Regions from separate parts of the Homo sapiens genome. Here region 1 is linked to region 2. A link is an interaction called in ENCODE POLR2A ChIA-PET data of the cell type or tissue named here. Cell type or tissue: CD4-positive, alpha-beta T cell. All regions are shown on one strand. Each heading gives the region's core, and the rest is flanking DNA. Links, peaks and the distances in the headings are about the cores only.

The links. Peaks named below come from ENCODE experiments on the same cell type or tissue, not always from the same donor. Only the 100,000 strongest peaks of a DNase experiment are listed, where the experiment ranks them.
Region 1: POLR2A ChIA-PET joins it to region 2 with 9 read pairs; 9 of 35 experiments call an interaction of 5 or more read pairs at or near these places.

The regions. Positions count from the first base shown.
Region 1 is chr6:35,644,953-35,650,296 of GRCh38, reverse strand. All of the region lies in intron 1 of FKBP5 (FKBP prolyl isomerase 5), which reads left to right. Among named protein-coding and RNA genes, the nearest start is that of MIR5690, 17 kb to the left of the region's middle. In CD4-positive, alpha-beta T cell, for the core only: no CTCF peak of the experiment used is centred there; no DNase peak of the experiment used is centred there.
Region 2 is chr6:35,588,860-35,594,242 of GRCh38, reverse strand. It overlaps FKBP5 (FKBP prolyl isomerase 5), which reads left to right. Exons shown (of 11, transcript NM_004117.4): 7 at 3,023-3,113. Among named protein-coding and RNA genes, the nearest start is that of LINC03135, 48 kb to the right of the region's middle. RefSeq lists a silencer at 3,085-3,285. In CD4-positive, alpha-beta T cell, for the core only: no CTCF peak of the experiment used is centred there; no DNase peak of the experiment used is centred there; H3K27ac peaks cover 1,733 bases.

The DNA of each region.
Region 1 (5,344 bases), core at 345-5,344, 56 kb before region 2:
CAATATCTTGCTCTGTTGCCCAGGCTGCAGTGCAGTGGTGCAACCATGGCGTGATACTCCTGCCTCAGCCTCTCCAGTAGCTGGGACCACAGGCGTGTATTTTTTATTTTTAGCAGAGATCGGGTCTCACTGTGTTGCCCAAGCTGGTCTCAAACTCCTGGGCTCAAGCCTTGACATCCCAAAGTACTGGGATTACAGGTGTGAGCCACTGCGCCTGGCATTCTTTTATAATGGATGAACATTTACAAAATAGTTTCCCAATTTAGTTGTTTGGATGTTTTTGTTTAGACTCTTAGCTAAATGATTCTCTACTGTATAGATTTATCTCATGCTTTTCAAAAACTGTATATTTTTATAGTATGCATTTGCCAAATTTTAGTCTAACATTCCCATGACCATCCTTTTAAGGAAAAACTTTGAAATACTTTTATTTAGCCATACGGTTAAAATTTAGCTGGAACTAAGTGATCTGTGTTTAGTTGATGAACTGATCCATGCTATTCTTGCATCATGACTTTTTCATCTTCCCTTGATTCTTTTCCCTATATGCATTTAAGCCTGTCTGGTTCTTTTCTCAAGCCTTTGCTCTCTACTCCCCTTTCACTCAAAGCATTTCATGTTTCGCCTTTATAACCCTAGTATAAGTATCAAACTTCTCACCTGTGACTTTTGCCTCTCTCTACATCTCTCTTCTACTTTTAACTTTCATGTTTACAATAAGCTACCTTTCTCTTATTTTCAGTTCTTACCTTCTCAAACTTCAGAGAATCCCCACTGCTTAGTGTTCTTGGGAGATGCTAGAGGTTACACAAAATGCCACCTCCCAGAAGGTCGAGGCATTTTTTTTCTTTAAAAAAAAAAAACCTTTTAGCCAAATACTTACTCATAAGAAATGCTCCATTTTATTCTCAGTAGTATCTTCAGAAAGATTTCAGAGGTAATTGCATCTACAAAATAAAGACTTAGTGCTAAGAAAATGAGCAATCCGATAAGAATATGTAAAATAAAAAACATTATTACTAAATTCTTTTTTTTTTTTTTTTTTTTAGACAGAGTCTTGCTCTGTCGCCCAGGCTGGAGTGCAGTGGTGCGATCTTGGCTCACTGCAAGCTCTGCCTCCCGGGTTCACGCCATTCTTCTGCCTCAGCCTCCCAAGTAGCTGGAACTACAGGCGCTCGCCACCACGCCCGGCTAATATTTTGTATTTTTAGTAGAGACAGGGTTTCACCATATTAGCCAGGATGGTCTCGATCTCCTGACTTTGTGATCCGTCTGCCTTGGCCTCCCAAAGTGCTGGGATTACAGATGTGAGCCATCCCGCCTGGCCTTTTTTTATTTTTATTTTTTGAGATGGAGTTTCACTCTTATCCTCCAGGCTGGAGTGCAATGGCACAATCTCCGCTCACTGCAACCTCCGTCTCCAGGGTTCAAGCGATTCTCCTGTCTCAGCCACCTGAATAGCTGGAATTACAGGTGCCCGCCACCATGCCCAGCCAGTTTTTGTATTTTCAGTAGAGATGGGGTTTTTCCATATTAGCCAGGCTTGTCTCAAACTCCTGACCTCAAGTCATCTGGCTGCTCTGGCCTCCCAAATTGCTAGGATTACAGGCTTGAGCCACCTCACCTGGCCACTAAATTCTTTTAAAAATCTCTTGAGCACACTAAATGATATATTGAATATAGCTGATGACCAAATGGTGTTGTAAAAATTCCATCAGGCCAGGTGTGGTGGCTCACTCTTAATAATCCTAGCACTTTGAGAGGACGAAGTGGGAGGATCACTTGAGCCCAGGATCACTTCAAGACCAGCCTGGGCAACATAGTGAGACCCTGTCTCTTCTGAAAAAAATAATAAAAAAAAAACATTAGGTGTGGTGGCACATGTCTATAGTTTGAACTACTAGGGTGGCTGAAGGGGAGGATTGCTTGAGCCCAGGAATTCAAGGCTGCAGTGAGCTATGACGGTACCACTGCACTCCAGCCTGGGCAACAGAGCAAGACCCTGTCTCTTAAGAGACAATAAGAAATAAATAAAAATTCCATCAAAGAATTTCTCTTAGGGTATAAAGCCAGAGACAAAGATGAAAAATGGGAGAAATGTCCAGTGGTTCTCAACCATGTCTGACTGCACATTAGGATCATCTAACATGGTTTTTGAAAACACCATTACCCTGGCCCCACCACAGACCAATTAAATCCAGACTCTCTGGGCTGGAGTCCAGACATCAGTAGCTTTTTTAAGCTCCTCAGGTGATTCTGTTGTTTAGCCCAGGTTTAGAAAAATACTTAAGAAACCTGAAGAATAATACCAAAATGTCCGAAGTCTATCTAATAATACTTCTAGAAGTAGAGGACAGAGACATCAAAGGAAAAGAAATAATGCTAGAAAATTTTTCTGGAGATTCTGCAAAGACTTGTCTTCAGCAGTTAAGGGCCAGAATATCAAGGCCCCTGCAGGAATTAAGGAAAGAAGACAAGTACCTTGACATATCCTTTCGATGGGTCTGAACTCCAAAAATAAGGATTATTATGTCTTCCAGAGAAGAAAAGATGGGAGCCACAGTGTGCACTCTGGAAGGAAAGAAACCTACCTGGCCTAACTGATCCAAACACAGTTTCTGCTTTTTCCCCCAGATGCTGCTCTCCAGTGCATTCCCCTAGCTCACTCCTGCTTTCTGGGGCTGACCCCAGACCTAGAGCTTCTCCAGGCTCCCTGGGAAGAGCTGCTCTTAACAGTTGGTGTTTGGGAGGCAACTTTCTCTTCTTTGCTCTCTCCTTCGGTCTGACCTCATCTGCTGTGTAGTGTTCAGAAATTCCCCCAAAGTTCTGGTTCAGTTAGGAACATGTCTTGTTTTCCACCTCAGAGTTTTGCAGATTTTAAAAACTTTTTCTTGTCATCCCAGCATCTTCCTGGGGAGAGGAAGTTGATGACTTAGTCCTGTCGTTCAACCTTTTTGAGGCCAAATAGGGTAAAATCATATTAAGGGGAATAATCCTGTATTCAGGTTCATCCTTTAGTATATAATGGTAACATTTGGATAGTCTAATATTTTCTGGGGTTTTTTTGTTTGTTTTAATATAATCCTTTGCTTTCTGCTTACTTGAAAACAGTAATTTATCCAACTCAGCACTCAGAGTCAGGGGAAGTGTGGTCTCTTAGCTTTGTTTTCTTCAGTAATTATTTGTTCCGAGAAGAAAAATAAGTTTACCAAAGAAATATCTTTCTGAAAACTCTCCTGTTAGTAGCATAATCTGAGGCAAGACACTGATATTTTAACAAAGAGAACAATACAGTAATTTACATAATATACATAGGGAATTGGTAGATATGGCTTTAAAATGACTTCTCATTTGGGGGACCTGATAGTTTAGTTATGTTAACTGAAATTTTTAGTACACTGTTGATAAAATATTAAGTGTATTCTCATTTTTCTGTTATGTCTCAGGTGTTTGCTGACTAGCACTTTGGAGAGTGTATGCTTATCTGCCATGTCCATAACAGAACGAACTGTGTTCCCTTTCTGATGCATTGGGTAGCAATTTTCCGCCTTTGGACAGTTCAGCACAGTAAGCTTTATCATAGATTAATATCCATAGCTACATAGTGATTTTAAATCCAGAATAAATCTAGGGTGAGGGAAAGAAGAAAAGTCTCTCTTATAAAAATGGTGAAACTGTCTCAGTGTGTCATTACAGTTTTTAGGAATTGTCTGTCCTTACTGTCTTTTTTATATAACATTCAATCAAGGAAAAAGTTTTATTTGTTTTGTTAGCTTACAAAAACCTATACTCCTAATGGCTTAACTGGAATTAAGGGGAAATACTTGGAAAATTCAGTTTATGTCTTTATTCTTCCAGCTTTATCTGCTTTTGAAAGTTCAAAAGTTTGTTTTCTTGTTGTTTTTATCTTTGTGTTTTAATTATTCATAGTACTTCTCTTCATATGGACTCAGTACTACTGACAAGAGCCATCCTCTGAGATTACTAAGATGACTTGCATCCCTTGAAGTGTTGGAGCCAAAACATGAAGAGCTAATTCCTTTATCAAATGGGATTTAGAAAGCTAGTAAATCAGCTTATACAGGTTGCCTATTTACTCGAATTTAAACAAGCCATTGTTTTCAAAATAGCAAGGTGAGAACCAAAAGAAAATGTTTCTTTTTTTCCTCTCTCTTTTTTTTGAGAAAGAGTCTTGCTCTGTCACCCAGGCTAGAGTGCAGTGGCATGACCTCGGCTCACTGCAACTTCTGCCTCCCAGGTTCAAGTGATTCTTGTGCCTCAGCCACCCGAGTAGCTGGGATTACAGGCGTGTGCCACCACGCCTGGCTAATTTTTGTATTTTTAGTAGAGACGGGGTTTCATCATGTTGGCCAGGCTGGTCTCAAACTCCTGGCCTCAAGTGATCCCACCCGCCTCAGCCTCCCAAAGTGTTGAGATTACAGGCGTAAGCCACTGTTCCCAGCCTGAAAACATTTCTTCATTGACAGTATTTTCATTTAAAAATTTAGCTGAACTCCAAATGATGAACATTCAAAAGAAAGCATTGTCTTTGGATGATTTGAAAGCAAGTGGCAGATATCATGACACCTCACCCCTAAATACTACAGCATGTGTCTCCTATGAACAAGGATATTACTCTGCATAAAACCATAATACTATATCACATTCCAAAAGGCTGACATATAGTAGTAATAAGCTAATATGCAGTCTCCTGTTCCAAGTTCTTATATTTTGTCCCCTAATCCAGGATCCAGCCAAGGATCACTGATTACACTTGGTTGTCATATCTCTATAGTCTCCTTTAATCTGGAACAGACCTCCCGTCTCTCCCTCTCTCTCTTTCTCTCTCTTTTTTTATCTTTTAAGAGATGGGGTCTCACCCTTCGGCCCAGGCTGGAGTACAGTGGCATGATCACAGTTCACTGCAGTCTCAAACTCCTGAGCTCAATCAATAGTCCTTCCATCTCAGCCACCTGAGTAGTTGGGACTACAGGTGCACGCCACCTTTTTGGTTCTTTATGTTGTTAACATTTTTTCAGGAGTGTAGGCCAATGGTCTTGTAGAGTGCTCCACAATCTGTTTTTGTCTTTTCTTCCTGGTTAGTTTCAGGTTAAACATTTTTGATAGGGATAGCACATAGGTGATAGCACATCTAAATCACATCACTACATCATATTAGGAGACAGAGTAATAGCACTTTTTTTCATTATTGGTGATGCAGAGTTTGGTTATGATGCAGATCATTTGTTAAAGTGTTATCAGTCAGATTGTTTTACTTGAAAGGTCTTTTTCCTTTTTTAATAATAAGTAATCTGTGGGGTACTTTCCCAATAACCTCTCACCT
Region 2 (5,383 bases), core at 156-5,155:
AGCTGGGACTACAGGTGTGCTCCATCCTGCCTGGCTGATTTTTTTCATTTTGTAGAAACAGGGTCTTACTATGTTGTCCAGGCTGGTCTCAAACTCTTGGGCTCAAGCAGTCCTCCAGCCTCAGCCTCCCAAAGTGCTTGGGATTACAGGTGTGAGCCACCACACCTGGCCTAGAATGTCTTCATAATAAGAAAGTCATAAAACATTTCCAGACAATCCATTTTTCTTTCTCCTCATTGGGACAATATCTTCCCTTTGTATTGTTTTAAATACTGAGACTAATAAATCTTTTTTGTTTTAGGTCAAGTGTATATAGTTTTAACTTTTTTTTCCGTCCTTTCCTTATGTTTCTGTCACGCATGAACCCCAAACAAAAACACAGGCTATTGGTCAGGCAAGGTGGCTCACACCTGTAATCCCAGCACTTTGGGAGGCCGAGGCGGGAGGATCACTTGAGGTCAGGAGTTCGCGACCAGCCTGGCCAACATGGTGAAACCCCGTCTCTACTAAAAATATAAAAATTAGCTGGGCGTGGTGGTGCATGCCTGTAATTCCGGCTACTCGGGAGGCTGAGGCAGGAGAATCGCTTGAACCCAGGAGGCGGAGGTTGCAGTGAGCTGAGATCATGCCACTGCACGATGCCTGGGGTGACAGAGTGAAACTCTTGTCTCAAAAATAAAAATAAAAAAACAGACTACCAAGAGCCATAATGTCTAGTTATGAGGCAGTATGAGTCCAAAAAACCTGATTTTCTGGGGACACACAGGGTCTGAATTTAAACCTGGCTCTACCACTGCCTGTGTGTGACTTCTCAGGAAGCACTCTGTGTCTTTATCTGCAAAAAGGGAGCAATTGGTAAGAGCTTGTAGTCCAAGTGCTTCTTATATGCACATTAAGGCTTAATGGTCATTCATAGTCATTATTTGTATCTCTATTCTCTGGAGGAAACTCTTAATTCAAGGGCATTAACGCTGAATTCCTTCTGTTACCATAGTCTAGATTATCTTTTGGTTAGGTCTTGGGATTCCTCTTGTGGTGTTTTGTTTTTCAGTCAGATGAGTTGGGTGCCCTGGTTCCTTCTTCACCCAGGCTGACAACTTTCTGTGTAATATGGAAGTCAGGGTAGGTGCTGCCAGAATATCTTGGCGTGGGCTTCCACCTCTGCAGGATCATGTGCGCCACACGTATCTTGACTGAATCGCTTCATTTTAACCTGGGAGAGATTGTAGAAATAATATTTTTCTTTAGTCTTCTTTAATCCCATCAATAATAGGACACTTGGTGCCTCCCTTGATACAGCCCCACATTCCCCACAGGCAGATTTTCTCATCCTCAGCACTGTTGACACTTTGGGCTTGCTAATCCTTGGTCATAGGGGGCTGTCACGTGCATTGTAGAATATCCAGCAGTATTCCTGGCCTCTTCCCACCAGATACCAGTAGCACCCCCATAGTTGTGACAACCCATAATATTTCTAGACATTGCCAAAGGTTTCCTGGAGGGAAGAGGAGTTAAAATCAACCTGGTTGAGATCTGCTGGTCTAAGGCAAATGCCAGATCATTTGTTGCATTTGCAACTGCTTAGCACAGGACTCCAAATATAACATGCTCTCAGAAAATATGTGCTTAGCAAGGACTCACCTACCTACCTGGGTAGTTAAGGAATTTTTTTAAAATTTATTAGATGGCAGAAACAAGGTAGTAGGTATATACATCTAAGAGCTCAAAGTAGAAAATTAGGCATCACTTCTTAAAATTGGTCACTGGTAATTATGTCTTTGTGGAAGATACCCTTTGCCCCGCTCCTCATTCCTACCAGCTCTCGTATCTCTATTCCTCTTTTTGGCTCCAGCTTCCATTTTCTGTGTAACAGTGGAGGTGAGTGAGTAAGCATTTTTATTCCTGGAAAATCCAGGCAAAGGGTAAAGAAAGTGGTGCAAGCAACAAAATTTGAGTGTTCCCACTCTAGTCCCTTTGCCCCAGAGAAAACTGGAGGTATTAGATTAAGTCGGTTTTGACATCTTTCAACCTGTACCTTGAAAGCTTGAGTTTACTAAGTTTTTTGTAATACCATTTCATATATTAAAGAACAGCTTTGCTTGCAACAAATGGGAACATAATATATTTCAGTGAACACTTGACTAATATGCTGGGCCTTGTTCTAAACAAACACTGGGAAACAGGTGAACCAGACAGAGCTCTGCTACAGCTCCCATTCTAGTAAATATCTGCTTCCCGAATACATTTAATTTGCTGGAGATCTTACATGATCCCAAGAAAACAAATGTATATGTCCTCAGTTATTTTTTTCAGTAAGTTTTGGCTAAAAGGTATAGAATCCTACACTCTGATAGCTATAAGCCATAAGAATATTTCTCTAGAGGAGGTGTCAGAACTTGCTAGGGCAGCTATTTTTGAGTATATCATTATGTTATTTGTGTTTCTTCATGTGCTTTTAAAAAAACTTAAATAGTGTGAAAACTTTTCTCTCCTGATGTGTGAGCCTTTCCCCTTCACTTATGTGACTGGAAGTGGTACTACTAGAAGTGACAGCACTTTAAAGTTAAAAGCTTATTAAAACATACCTCCCGTGAGTACCACTCTAACAATTACAGTGGCTGTGTCTTCTCTGTCCTTTTTGCTGATAAAACTTAGGGGAAAATTCCTGGCAGCTAAATCATGGCCATTTTATTAAAAAAAAAAAACTAGATATGAAATCAAGTAGAGAAAAAGACAGTGACATTTAAAATCCCATGAATCAAGCTGCCCCAAGGAGTACAGGTGTTGCATTACATGTGAATGTGAAGGAGAAAAGAAAACTAAACCTAGCCTGGTTTCTAAGAAAACTGTAGCAGTGAAGATACTTCACACTGTATCTTCTGGTCAACATCTGGTTTGTCTTCAGGGTCTCTGACACATGTAGCTTGCAAATGATAGCTCTGTTGATGCCTCAAAATACTGAAGGAAGTGCCTGGAAATACACCAATCCTTTTAAAGTTTTATTTTTTACTCTCCATTTCAGATATGGTTTTGGAGAGGCAGGGAAGCCTAAATTTGGCATTGAACCTAATGCTGAGCTTATATATGAAGTTACACTTAAGAGCTTCGAAAAGGTGAGAAAATACCAACTTCCTTAAAATTATGGTAGGTTTCTTCTCCATCCACTTCCTATAAATCAGTATCTTATCTTAGTAGGTGGTATAGATAGATGGTGTTTATTCATTATCAAGTTTGTCTCTTGCCTCCAACACTGCTGCTGAAGAATAGAACAACTGACATAGCACAGCTGATATACAACGAAGGAGCTCCGTGTTCTTATTTTGTTCCTATGTGTCAGCTTTTTTTTTTTTTTTTAACTTTTTTGGGTAGAATCCAAGACTTGTTCCCTTATTTGTTCCTAGACTTGTTCTTTTTGTACTTTTTTTTTCCTGGGTTGAGGACAGAAAGGTTCACGTTCTGCCAAGTGGCTCCTTGGGGGAGTGGGGTGCAGCTTTTCAGAGCTGAACGGATTGTACCCTTCACAGGAGTCACGAAGAGGCCTGCACTGTGGCTCCAAGTTGTTATCCCAACTGCAAGTCCTCGAGGGCCACTAGGCTCTGTGACCAGAGATACAAGAAAGAAAGCAGCTAACCCGAAGCCATTTTTTTTTTATACTTCTCCAAGTAGAGAAGAGAGAGAATTTGTCAGTTGCCTTGGATTCCAGAAACAGCATGCCTCCTTGAACATATTTCCATCTCAGTTTCACTCTGGAGGCTCCCAGCAGCAGCCGACCTGGACACACACAGCATATACCTGAGCTAGGTATGCTGTTGTCTTCGGCCACGTGCCCCTGGCATTTCCAAAGCCCCACCCTTTGTGGAGCTCAAGGACTGCATTTGTGTTCCTTTTTTATTCCTGCACAGTGCTACCTCCACGTTCTGTACATTCAACTTTTTTTTTTTTGAGATAGGGTCTCACTCTTGTCACCCAGGCTGGAATACAGTGAGCGCGATCATAGCTCACTCCAGCCTCAACTTCCTGGGCTCAAGCAGTCCTCTCACCTCAGCCTTCCAAGTAGCTGGGACTACAGGCACACGCTACCACACCCAGCTAATTTTGTTTATTTTTTGTAGACATGGGGTCTCACTGTGTTGCCCCAGCTGGTCTCAAACTCCTGGGCTTGAGCCATCCTCCTGCCTTGGCCTCCCAAAGTGCTGGGATTGTAGGGGTGAGCCACTGTGCCTGACCACATTAAGCACATTAATATAAATGGAAACATGACCATTTATATTTTGTTAGATTCAGAAAAGAAATCATTGTCCTGTGGGCCTGTACCTTTGGGCTAAGAAAGTGAGGGGAGGCCTGCTTTGGGATTCACCCCCAGTAGTGACATTCCTAATCATACCTCTTCTACTTCATGTTCCCCCAAACAAACATATGTCTGGTTATGACCACTGATTGTTGTCATGTAACCTCTTCTGAAGGCCTGCTAGCTCAGCACTGATCCCCCAATGCTGTTGTCATAGCATATGGTGTTTTTTTATTGTTAAAGAGAGAGAAGATAATCTTTAGCATGTGGTTATTTAGACCTATGGCTTTACTATTTCCATTTTTGTAAAGCAGCCTCTTGCCCCTTCCTTCTCGTGGCCCAGTGGACATTGCTTATTTAGGAGCACTCTCCCAGTGGTGTGCCACAGCAAGCCTGTGCTCTGTCATCACTCCAAGAGTATATTCATGCACTGCTGCTTGGTATATTTGAAATCACATGAAGGTATATGATGTTGTTTGGGGCAATGTGATTTAATCCTCTGCCTTGTTAAGAATAGACTAGGCCAGGCTGGGCGCTGTGGCTCACGCCTGTAATCCTAGCACTTTGGGATGCCGAGGTAGGTGGATCACCTGAGGTCAGGAGTTTGAGACCAGCCTGGCCAACATGGTGAAAACCCATCTATGCTAAAAATAGAAAAATTAGCTGGACGTGGTGGCAGGTGCCTGTAATCTCAGCTATTCGGGAAGCTGAGACAGGTGAATCGCTTGAACCCAGGAGGTGGAGGTTGCCGTGAGCCGAGATCATGCCACTGCACTCCAGCCTGAGAGACAGAGCAAGACTCCGTCTCAGAGGAAAAAAAAAAAAATATATATATATATATATAAAAATATATATATATATAAAAATATATATATAAATATATACACACACACACATACACACACATACTTATATTCCAGGCATGGTGGCTCACACCTATAAATCCCAGCACTTTGGGAGGCCAAGGCAGGATTACTTGAGCCGAGGAGTTCAAAACCAGCTTGGGCAACATAGTGAGACCCCCCTCTCTGCAAAAAAATTTAAAATTTTCCTGGGTGTGGTAGCACATTCCTATATTTCCAGCTACTCAGGAGG